Regions from separate parts of the Homo sapiens genome. Here region 1 is linked to region 2. Evidence: chromatin loops called from intact Hi-C (ENCODE). Cell type or tissue: heart left ventricle. All regions are shown on one strand. Links, peaks and the distances in the headings refer to the core of each region. The heading gives the core; the rest is flanking DNA.

The links. Peaks named below come from ENCODE experiments on the same cell type or tissue, not always from the same donor. Only the 100,000 strongest peaks of a DNase experiment are listed, where the experiment ranks them.
Region 1: it touches region 2 in a loop (2.8-fold over the local background); 6 of 110 quality-filtered maps call a loop at or near these places.

Annotation. Positions count from the first base shown.
Region 1 is chr1:182,772,623-182,778,005 of GRCh38, forward strand. No RefSeq gene overlaps it. Among named protein-coding and RNA genes, the nearest start is that of NPL, 14 kb to the right of the region's middle. In heart left ventricle, for the core only: no CTCF peak of the experiment used is centred there; no DNase peak of the experiment used is centred there; H3K27ac peaks cover 1,051 bases.
Region 2 is chr1:182,721,256-182,726,638 of GRCh38, forward strand. It overlaps a transcript of RGS8 not described here. Among named protein-coding and RNA genes, the nearest start is that of LINC01688, 11 kb to the left of the region's middle. In heart left ventricle, for the core only: no CTCF peak of the experiment used is centred there; a DNase peak (open chromatin) is centred at 2,146.

The DNA of each region.
Region 1 (5,383 bases), core at 118-5,117, 51 kb after region 2:
AGTTTAAATTCAGAAGAGTAGATATTATTATTACTATTATAGTAAGCATCTATTCTACCCATGGGAGCCTATCATCTTTTGAGTCTTTTCTCTATATTTGGAGACATATCCAAATTATGAGTTGTTATATAGGATTCACAATGCAAATTTCCAGCTGCCCTTGCAGCTAGGATTCAGGGACATGAATTACTTGGTGTCAATCAAGGACACCATATCATTATAAGATTTTGATTCAAGGCCAGCTGCAGTGGCTCATGCCTGTAATCCCAGCACTTTGGGAGGCCGAGGCAGGCAGAAAACTTGAGTTCAGGAGTTTGAGGCCAGCCTGGCCAACATGGTGAAACCCTGTCTCCACTAAAAATACAAAAAGTAGCCAGGGATGGTGGCAGGCGCCTGTAATCCCAGCTACTCGGGAGGCTGAGGCAGGAGAATTGCTTGAATCTGGGAGGCAGAGGTTGCAGTGAGCTGAGATTGTGCCACTGCAGTCCAGCGTGGGCAACAGAGTGAGACTCAAGAATAAAAATAAAAAATAAAATAAATAAAAAATAAAATGACACCAATTTATTTTTAAAAATGTTTTTGATTCAGAAGGAAGCAATAAGAAGAAAAAGGCTCTGCAGAAAAAGGACCTTGAATCTTTGCAAATTTGATGGTGAAGGGGATGCAGAGGTATCTGGTATTTTTTTGTGGTGGCTGTTTCCCAGGGTTTACAATAGGGTATTTTGGAGATAAAAGCAATAGCTGTGGAACAGCAGCATTTTTCCATTAAATCTGCTGTTTAGTTTGGGATATTATTCCTCAAGGCTTATTCTCAAGCCCAGTTTTCCAGTTCACTCAACAGTCCCGTGATCCACCCAATATTTTTAAATAAAACGCTTTTCTATTGATTCAACAAGAATCAGCGTCTGTTGTTTGGAGCCAAGAACTTTGATTAATACAGTTATATTTCCTATAAATGTGGAAACTTATGTCTTAAAGGTTAAATTGCTCAAGATGACAAAGTCAGTCAATGACAGGGCAAAGATTTGTACCTGGACTGTCATAATCTCAAGCCCATATTCTGATGCAAAAAGAGTATACCATAAGGTCATAAAACTAATGAGTTGTGCTTGAGTTGTTTTAAAGTTAGTATAAATTATAGAAAGATCTAGTCTAACCTAAAGCTCTGAATAACAAAGTATCAAGTGGAGTCCACAACCCAAATCTTTTGCTATGTAATCTAATGTGCTTTCTATGACACCTCTCATCATCATAATCCTATCACATTTTGCTTTATGTATTTTGAAACTAATTTTTAAGTGCATTTGTGTTCAAGAATATTATACAGAGAAGAGATTACCATTATTTCTTGCATCCCACACCTCTCTGTATTCAATTTTCAACTTACTGAAGTACATCTTTTAATAATTCTTTCAGCCAGGGTCTATTTTGAATTATTTATCAGAAAATGCCTTTATTTTTGCCTCATTCTTGAATGATGTGTGTTTTCTGGATAGTATCTTTAAAAGATGGGCATGTATGTCCCTTCTGCCTTCCTTGCAAACTACCCTGCTCCTGCACCTGCCTGGGATGCAGACCTGAGGGACACAGCTAAAGTAGCCATGTGGGATCCTAAAATAGAAGCCGCAAATTGAGAGTAACAGAGCCACTCTATCAGCCCTTGACATCTGGACTGTTACATGGGAAAGAAATAAATTTCTATCTCTTTTAAGGCTCTATATTTTGGGGTCTATCCTTTTTAAAAAAAACAATGTCTACTATGTCTTAGCAGTTGTATCCCTGCTTGCTTTGCTCTCTCCTTTCCTTATGCCTTCCTCAATATAGATGTGTACGGTGCCCTGGTACACACTCCCAACCCCTACCTTCACTTTTATTTCTGGGTCCTAACCAAAATCCACAGAGTGCCTTGACTGCTATGTGACCTGGCCAGTTGCAGTTTTTTCCCAGCGGATTTTAACCCTAAGCAGGGCCTTGAACATTCCCAGGTATTGTTAAAGGTATCTAGGCTTACTAGAAAGAAACTGGTCCTGAACCTGAGCCAAATTCCTTAAACCTTCATATAAACTCCATACCCTGACCCCCTTGCTGCTGACATACCTAAGTAGAACATCCCTTTCCTCTCGCTGTTCATGGGAAGGATTGCTGCAGCCCACTCTGTACACAAGTTCCCCTGATAAATGCTTTGGACTGGTCACCTTAGCATTTAGTGCTCCTTTCTTTGGAATCCCAATGAGCCCTATCTCAGGATGGTTTGGGGCACTCTCTTGTGAGAACTCCCCAGCACTGCTTTTGGGGTGACTCCAGCCACCACTTGGGTAGAACAAAACAATACATGTGTGAATACATAAATGCACGTGACCTCATTCTTACTTCAATTTCTCCTCTTTATGTCATATTTTTCTATCTCATTATTTCTCTGTGCTGCATTTTGGGTGATTGCCTTAGTTATTTCTTTCAGTTTACTTGTTTTCTTCAGAAGTCTAATCTGCTATTTAACATGTCCCTTTGAGTTGTTAATGTCAACAAATATATTCTTAATCTCTACACTTTCTATTTGGTTCTTTTACAAATAAGCCTGGTCTTTTCTAATGACAAAATAGTCTTCTGTTTTATTCCTTCCTTTATGTCTCTGACATTTAAGAGATACTTGCATTAGGCCAAATGTTTATAGTCCCCCCCGAAAAAAAAAAAATCATATGTTGAAATCCTAATCCCCAACATGATGGCATTGGAGGTGGAGCCTTTGGTAGATTCGTGTCTTTATAAAAGAGAGCCCAGCGCGCTCCCTCACCCTTTTGGCCATAAGAGTACATAGCAAGAAGACTGTCCTCTATGAACCAGGAAGAGTGCCCTCATCAGAAACCAAATCTGTGGGCCACTTGATCTTGGACTTCCAGCCTCCAGAACTGTGAGAAATAAATGTCTGTTGTTTGTAAGCCACCCAGTCTGCGGTATTGTGTCATAGCAGCCCAAACACATCAAGACAATACTTATTTCATAGTCTCATTCAGAGTTTTTAAATTAACCCAGTTCTTGGATTGTGATTTCTCTATTTATTTTATCTTCAGGTTTCCCTTCAGGGTGATTCATTTTGTTCTTAATTTTGTATTAAGAGTTCATCTTTAGCAGAGCTTGTTATCTGACCATACACCTGTGTACCTAAATCGTAGAAACAGCCCAACATGGCACTTTGTTTCTGGTGAAATTCTAAGGATTCAATTGTCCTGGACCAGATTTCATGGTAATTTCTTAGAATGAGATTTCTGTATCTCCCAAATCCTACATCTACTCATGGTAAATGCCTGGGAAACACATTTTTCCCACCCACAGCCATAGACCAACTACAAGTTTCCTTCCTCCTCTTCATAACAATTGTCAGTATTTTCCATAGTCCCTTCCTCACAGATGAGGCACCCCTTCTCCTAGGCTCCAGAGATTATTGACAAGACTCTGTCACAGGATTACCACATAAAATACAGGAAGCCCAGTTAAATTTGAATTCCAGATAAACAACCTTTTTTTTTTTTACCATAAATATGTTCCTTTCAACTTGTAGAACATACTTACCCTAAAAAATGATTCATTGTTTATCTGAAATTCAAATTTAACCAGCCATCTTGTATTTTAATTTGCTAAATCCGACAATTCTAGTCATAGTGTCCTGCCTAAACTTGGCCTGAGGTCCCATGTCCTATCTCCAGATGGGCCTCCACACCCAAGACCCCAGATCCTGGGACCTATGTGCCGTTCTAGCAACATCAGCCACAGTTATTACTCTGGCTCTGAGTTTTCTTTTCACATTGAGAACTAGAAGATTTCCCTTACTTTTTTCAATGCTGGTTGTAATGGACGGGTGTGGTGGCTCACGCCTGTAATCCCTGCAATTTGGGAAGCAAGGTGGGCAGATCTCTTGACCTCAGGAGTTTGAGACCAGCCTGGGCAACATGGTGAAACCCCATCTCTACCAAAAATACAAAAAATTAGCCAGGCATGGTGGCATGCACCTGTGGCCCCACCTATTTGGGAGGCTGAGGTGGGAAGATTGCTTGAGCCTAGGAGGCAAAGGTTGCGGTGAGCTGAGATTGCACCACTGCACTCCAGCCTGAGTGACACAGTGAGACTTCATCTTAAATAAAAAAAAATAAAAAACAAACAAACAAACAAACATGGTTGTATATTTTAAATTGCTGCCACATATTATCTAGATTTTCTATGTGACAGTGGTGGAGGGAAGGTTTCCCCATGTCAGCTAGTCTGCCATGTTGTCAGAAATATTTTAATTACTTCACATCTGCCCTCATCCTCCACGTGAGCATTGTACTATGCCATGAAAAAAAAAAATGAAGCACAGAGTGGCGAATTCACCCAAGTTAGTTGGAGACAAGGGAATGTCCAGGAACAAGTCCTCCTGACTTGTACTTCAGGGATGCCGCCCAGCTCATTCTTTCTACAGGACGGGTTCTCCAAAGAAAGGCAAACAGCTCCCAGTTTTGGCTAAGGTTGGACTTCCCAAAAACATGGGTATTCAAGGATTTTCTTTATATTTTTTGGGCACAGGAAGGAAGTAAAATTCTGACTTGCTACGTTTTACCGGGCCAAGTCAAAGATGAAAGGCTAGATGATGAGGTTAAAATAGAAAATTATTAACTAAAAAGGGTTGAAACGTCTATTTTAAGACCTTAAATTAGTCAAAACCTAGGGAATGGAAGACATAGAGTCATAGGATGAGAAAATAATGTGGTTTTGTATTGAAATGTTTCAGAGAAAGGCCCCTTTTAAAACAGTTCTAAATAAAGTTCTTGGAACAGAAGAAAACTATTTTGTTTTCACTTTAGACATGGAAAATCCCCTGGACCAGAAATTCCAAAATCCTCTCTGCATATTTTCTGATTTTTTTCAATAATTCCACATCCTCTACATGGTTTCCAGGCAGAGCCTAATTTGGCCTTGACCCTGCATGCACCAAAGATCTCAAATTCAAGCCTTTGACATAATGTCACAATGAAGTTTTACTTTCTGTTCTTATATACTGTGTATTAAGGTATCAGTTTGTTCAAGGTAAACATTTAAAATCATCACAGTTTTTGAAACTCTGTTTCAGCACATCTACACTTATTTCTACATTTTTCTTATTTTTATTTTTAGTATTCTAGACATCTTAAAAATTAATCCATGCCCTGGGCTTTCCACCCACTCTGGCAGGCTCTGCTGCTAAAAATTCACGTTGTATAAGCCTTAAAGAGTGTGTGTCCCTCCCAAACAGCTCCCACATGAATATGAGTTTAAGAAAAGAAGGTATACATTTTGCTAATAGAAATCATTTATAATTCAAAAGAAAAAGGAATAATACTTCTCGTGTTTGTCTCTGGTCCCAGAACTTACT
Region 2 (5,383 bases), core at 95-5,094:
ATGCCACAGTGAAAAACGCAGAACAGACAGACCATTCAAGTTGAATTAAGCAAAAACAGGAGAGGGGAAATGTATTGGCTCATGTCACTGGAAAACTAAACTTGGTCAGTCACAAAGATCTAGGGATGTCATTAGAAATTAATCTCACTCTCTCAAAATATTTATCTTAATTCTGCTTTTCTTGGGTATGCTTTGTTCTCGGCAAAATTTCTTCACAGCGTGACAGAAATGGCCACTGGCAGCAGTGTGCTTCCATCATCCTAGAGCCAATAATGCCTAAGAAAAGAGAGTGCTGCTTTCCCAGGGAAAGGGCATCTCAGGGATCTGCTAAGGGTAAGTGGAGCCAGGGATATTGACTTTGAGCTTTTCTATGTATCTATTGGTCACTTTTATGTATATTAAGTCATTTCTGCCATCCTGGTGTAGGGATGGCTTCCAGGAACACTGCTGTCACCCACTGTGCTGACTCGTTCAGCTTTACAACACAAAGATGAAAGGTCAGAGTTCATATCATGACATGAAAATGAGCAGCACTGGAAGCATGTGTGTAGCAGAGGAGAAATGAAGTTTGAAGCCTACAGAGTCAGAAGCTAGTCTATGGAAAATTCTTCCAATCACATGTATATACAATTCCTAGCAGATAATTTGGTATCATTAATGTCTAGTCAAAATGTACACTCCCTATCACAGTGCACACAATTATAAAAGTAGCACAGTACTTCCTTCCCCTTCTATGATGGAGATCGGCAAAATCAAACGTATCAGAATTGCTGTGTTTTAGGACATAGAGCTGTAGCACCACAGGTTCTGTGTATGAAGCTCTGTGCTTTACATAACTTGGGACGTATTATATCTTAGCATATCTGATTCCTCTTGTCCTGAGGAAGAAGGTAGTTCCAGAGGAAATTTTGCAAAGTTGCCAAAAAAAAGGAAAAATAATAAGTGTCCTGAAGAAACAAGTGTTTTTTTTTTTTTCCACATATGTAGTCATTGAGAAGTCAATGAATGTTGTAAAAGAGTAATTTGGTCACCTAATTGTATTTGTTATCCATTGCTGCCTCACAGATTGCACTGCATGAGTTTCTTGGGGCTGCCATAGCAAATTACCAAAAAAAAAAAAAAAAAAAAAAAACTGGGTGACTCAGAATAACAGAAAATTATTATCTCTCAATTCTGGAGACCAGAAGCCTGCAACCAAGGTGTCAGCCTGCCATGCTCCCTCCTGAGGACTCTGGAGAAAAATCTCTCCTTGGCTCTTTCCCTGTGCCTGGTGGCTCTTTCTATGCACCTCTTGGCTCTTTCTATGCGTCTGGTGGCTCCCAGCAGTCCTCGGGGTTACTTGGCTTGCAGCTGCATCCCTCCCATCTCCACCTCTGTCATCCTGTGGCCTTCTTGCCTGCATCTCTATGTGTCCTCTCTGTTTATAAAGATGCCAGTCAGGCCGGGCGTGGTGGCTCACACCTGTAATCCCAGCACTTTGGGAGTCTGAGGCGGGTGGATCACGAGGTCAGGAGATTGAGACCACCCTGGCTAACACGGTGAAACCCCGTCTCTACTAAAAAATAGAAAAAAATTAGCCGGGCTTGGTTGCGGGCGCCTGTAGTCCCAGCTACTTGGGAGGCTGAGGCAGGAGAATGATGTGAACCCAGGAGGCGGAGCTTGCAGTGAGCCCAGATCGCGCCACTGCACTCCAGCCTGGGTGACAGAGTGAGACTCGGTCTCAAAAATAAATAAATAAATAAAAATAAAAATAAATAAATAAATAAATAAAGATGCCAGTCACTGGATTAAGAACTCAGCCTACTCCAATATGGCCTCATCTTAACTAATTACATCTTCAAAAAATCTGTTTCCAAATAAGGTCACATTTTGATGTTCTGGGTTGGGGGGGACATTATTCAACCAATTATATACCCCCAAACTTGGCATCTTAAAATAAAAAAGTGTTATTTCATATCACAATTTCTGAGGAATCCAGGAATGGCTTAGCAGGATGGTTCTGGCTCAGAGTCTCCCAAAATTACAGTCCAGCCATCAGTGAGGGCTGCAGTCATCTCAAGGCTCAACTAGGGCTGGAGAATCGGCTTCCAAGCTCACACATGAAGTTGCTGGCTGGCTGGGATCCTCTCTGGCTGTTGGCGTGAGGCCTCAGCTCCTTACTACATGGGCCTGGCTCCACAGGCTGGGAAGTTTCTCTATGACACAGAAGCTGGCTTCTCCCAGAGCAGTGATTTAAGAGAGAGAAACAGAAAGAGAGAGAGAACAAACTAGCAAAAATGGAAGAGAGTGCTTAAGACAGAAATTGCAATCTTATTAAATCTAATCTGGAAAATGATGTGTTACTTGTGCTGTATGCTGCTGTTGGTCCCACAGACCAACTCAAGAACAACATAGGAGGAGACTATGCAAGGGTCTAAAACCAGGAAGCCCAGGTCCTTGGGGGTCATCTTGGAGGCTGCCTACTGCAAAAATAATGCAGCTCAATACATCATGGCAGCAATTTTTTAAGTGTATATAAATTGTTCCTTTGTATGCCTTAATTCCAGATTAAACTGTATTTTACTTAGAATCAGTGATGACTCTAATTTTAAAAGTATTGTTAAAAGAAAAACTTTAAATAAGTTAACAGAGTTTAATTGAGCAAGGAGTAATTTGAAAATCGGGCAGCCCCCAAAACGAGAATAGGTTCAGAGCAGCTCCAAGACTGCCACGTGGTTGGATAATGTGATAGTTAATACTGAGTGTCAACTTGATTGGATTGAAGTATGCAAAATATTGATCTTGGGTGTGTCTGTGAGGGTGTCGGCAAAGGAGATTAACGTTTGAGTCAGTGGGCTGGGAAAAGCAGACCCACCCTCAATCTGGGTGGGCACCATAGAATCAGCTGCCAGTGTGGCCAGAATATAAATAGAAAGCAGGCAGAAAAACCTGAAAAGGCTAGACTGGATATATATATATATATATATATATATATATATATATATATATATATCCTATTATTTCTGTCCCTCTAGAGAACCCTGACTAATACAGATAACATTCAAGGACAGAAAAAGGAAAAAGGACAGAAAAAAGAAGACACAGTGAGGTATAGAAACAACTGGGCCTTTGCCTTATTTGAACATGGGTGGGACAATTGACCATCTGTGATTGGCTGACTCAGCTACTTGTTATACGAGTAGGTTACAGCCTGTTTACACATCCAGTTAGGTTGCAGTTCACTATGCACAGAAAAGCTTTTAGGTCAAACTTAAAAATATGTAAGGAGGAGGCTTTAGACTAAATTTTTTATTTTTTGTTTATTTTATTTTATATTTTTTGAGACGGAGTATTGCTCTGTCACCCAGGCTGGAGTGCAGTGGTGCCATCTCGGCCCACTGCAACCTCTGCCTCCTGGGTTCAAGAGATTCTCCTGCCTCAGCCTTCCGAGTAGCTGGGATTACAGGCGCCTGCCACCACACCTGGCTAATTTTTGTATTTTTAGAAGAGACGGGGTTTCACCATGTTGGTCAGACTGGTCTCGAACTCCTGACCTCAGGTGATCAACCCGCCTCGGCCTCCCAAAGTGCTGGGATTACAGGCATGAGCCACCGCGCCCGGCCTAGGCTAAACTTAATTTAACAATTTTGAGAGGTTGACCAAAGCTTTAGGCATTGATATCATTCTGTCACTGTTGTAAGTGGACATATCTGGTCTCAAATCCCACTGGAAAATAGCCTAACAGTGAGTTTTATAAGGTGGGAATAAGGAAAATGAAAAATAGAGGGAAAGGCTGATGGGTTAACATCAGGTTACTTCAGGTTACCTTTTTGTAAAGGTTAAAGCTGAGGGGGTTTCCTTATTATGCTGGAATCTCCTGTTTTGAGGAGAAAGAAAATGGTCTGTTTTGGGATCTACTGGCTTCCTTAAAGTTTCAGTTTGATTACCACATGCCATGTAGCAAGAGGGACTCCATTTTGGTTTTTCTGATCTGTTAGAGCCTAGTACACAAGTTTAGTCCAAAACAATGCCCCCCAACCCTGATAATTTTAATATTATAGAAGTTGCCATGAAGTTACTTGTTAAAACAGACCCCTAAATATAACAGATGCTCACAATACTCCCTGCGGGACTGCTGCCAACTTCCTGTGGACTCAGACTGGATGTGTCTTAATGTTTCTGCATACACTTCTTAGACCAACAAGAGCATCTGAACCTTTCCCACACTTTCAAAATTAGCAAAGCCAGCTGGCCATCCAGCAGGATCCTGAGAAAGAACACACGAGATGGGGACATGGGGACAGGAATGAGGATGAGTGATGGGCCAGAAATCCAAGAGTCACTTCCTATGAGGAGCCATAAGAGGTGCTGGGTAGTCCCTGAATCCTAGGAGTGGGGACAAGGACTTACAAATGAAACTTGGTGCTACAAGCCACCATTTCATGTCTTAGTTTGTAAGGCTGGTATTTTTGGTATTCAAGAAGTGATGTGTTTCCTGCTAGATTCTGTCTGGAATTCGGTGGGCTCAGCCACACAGCAGTGTCTGACGTCACGGCGTGTGATTCAATCAGCCAGGCTTCCCCTAGTTACAGGCAAACGAAAGATATATTAATTGGGCCTAAATAAACAAAGCATCACCCCATTAAAGTCACAAAATGTTAATGTTAAACAATTTATGAGTAACATTTGCACACATTTTAAAGGGTGCAGTATAGAGAAGATAGTTAATAAATGATGAACACTTAGGCACAAGTAAAGCAGCTGTCTCAGCTTCCACAACTGCTATTAGCACTGCTTAAATTGCCTCTGGATCTTTAACATCTGGGCCCAGTACTTCTACTCAGTGGCTTCTCAGCGGCTTGCAGTTTGCAGTTCTTAGTTAATTGCAGTAAACTGGCACTGATTGCTTTTGGGAAAGAATTTCATTTGTGCCTATGTGATGCTAATCTCAAAAAAAAAAAAAAAACTTCAGGTTTCCAAAACTTCCATGTTTTAAAGAAAACTGCTTTGATATTTACTAAGCTTTTCTCTGTAGAATGTTTTCAAGTATCCTCTAAGGGGCCCTGGTTAACCCTCTTTCCTCTAGGAGTAGAGATAGGTCTATGCAGTGCCCCCCAGTCTCAATCTCCATGCTCTGATAAGATGCCATGCCACGGCCAGGTGCGGTGGCTCACGCCTGTAATCCCAGTACTTTGGGAGGCCGAGGTAGGCAAATCATCTGATGTCGGGAGTTGGAGACCAGCCTGACCAACATGAAGAAACTCTATCTTTACTGAAAATACAAAATTAGCCGAGCATGGTGGTGCATGCCTATAATCCCAGCTGCTCAGAAGTCAGAGGCAGGAGAATCGCTTGAACCCGAGAGGCAGAGGTTGTGGTGAGCCAAGATCACACCATTGCACTC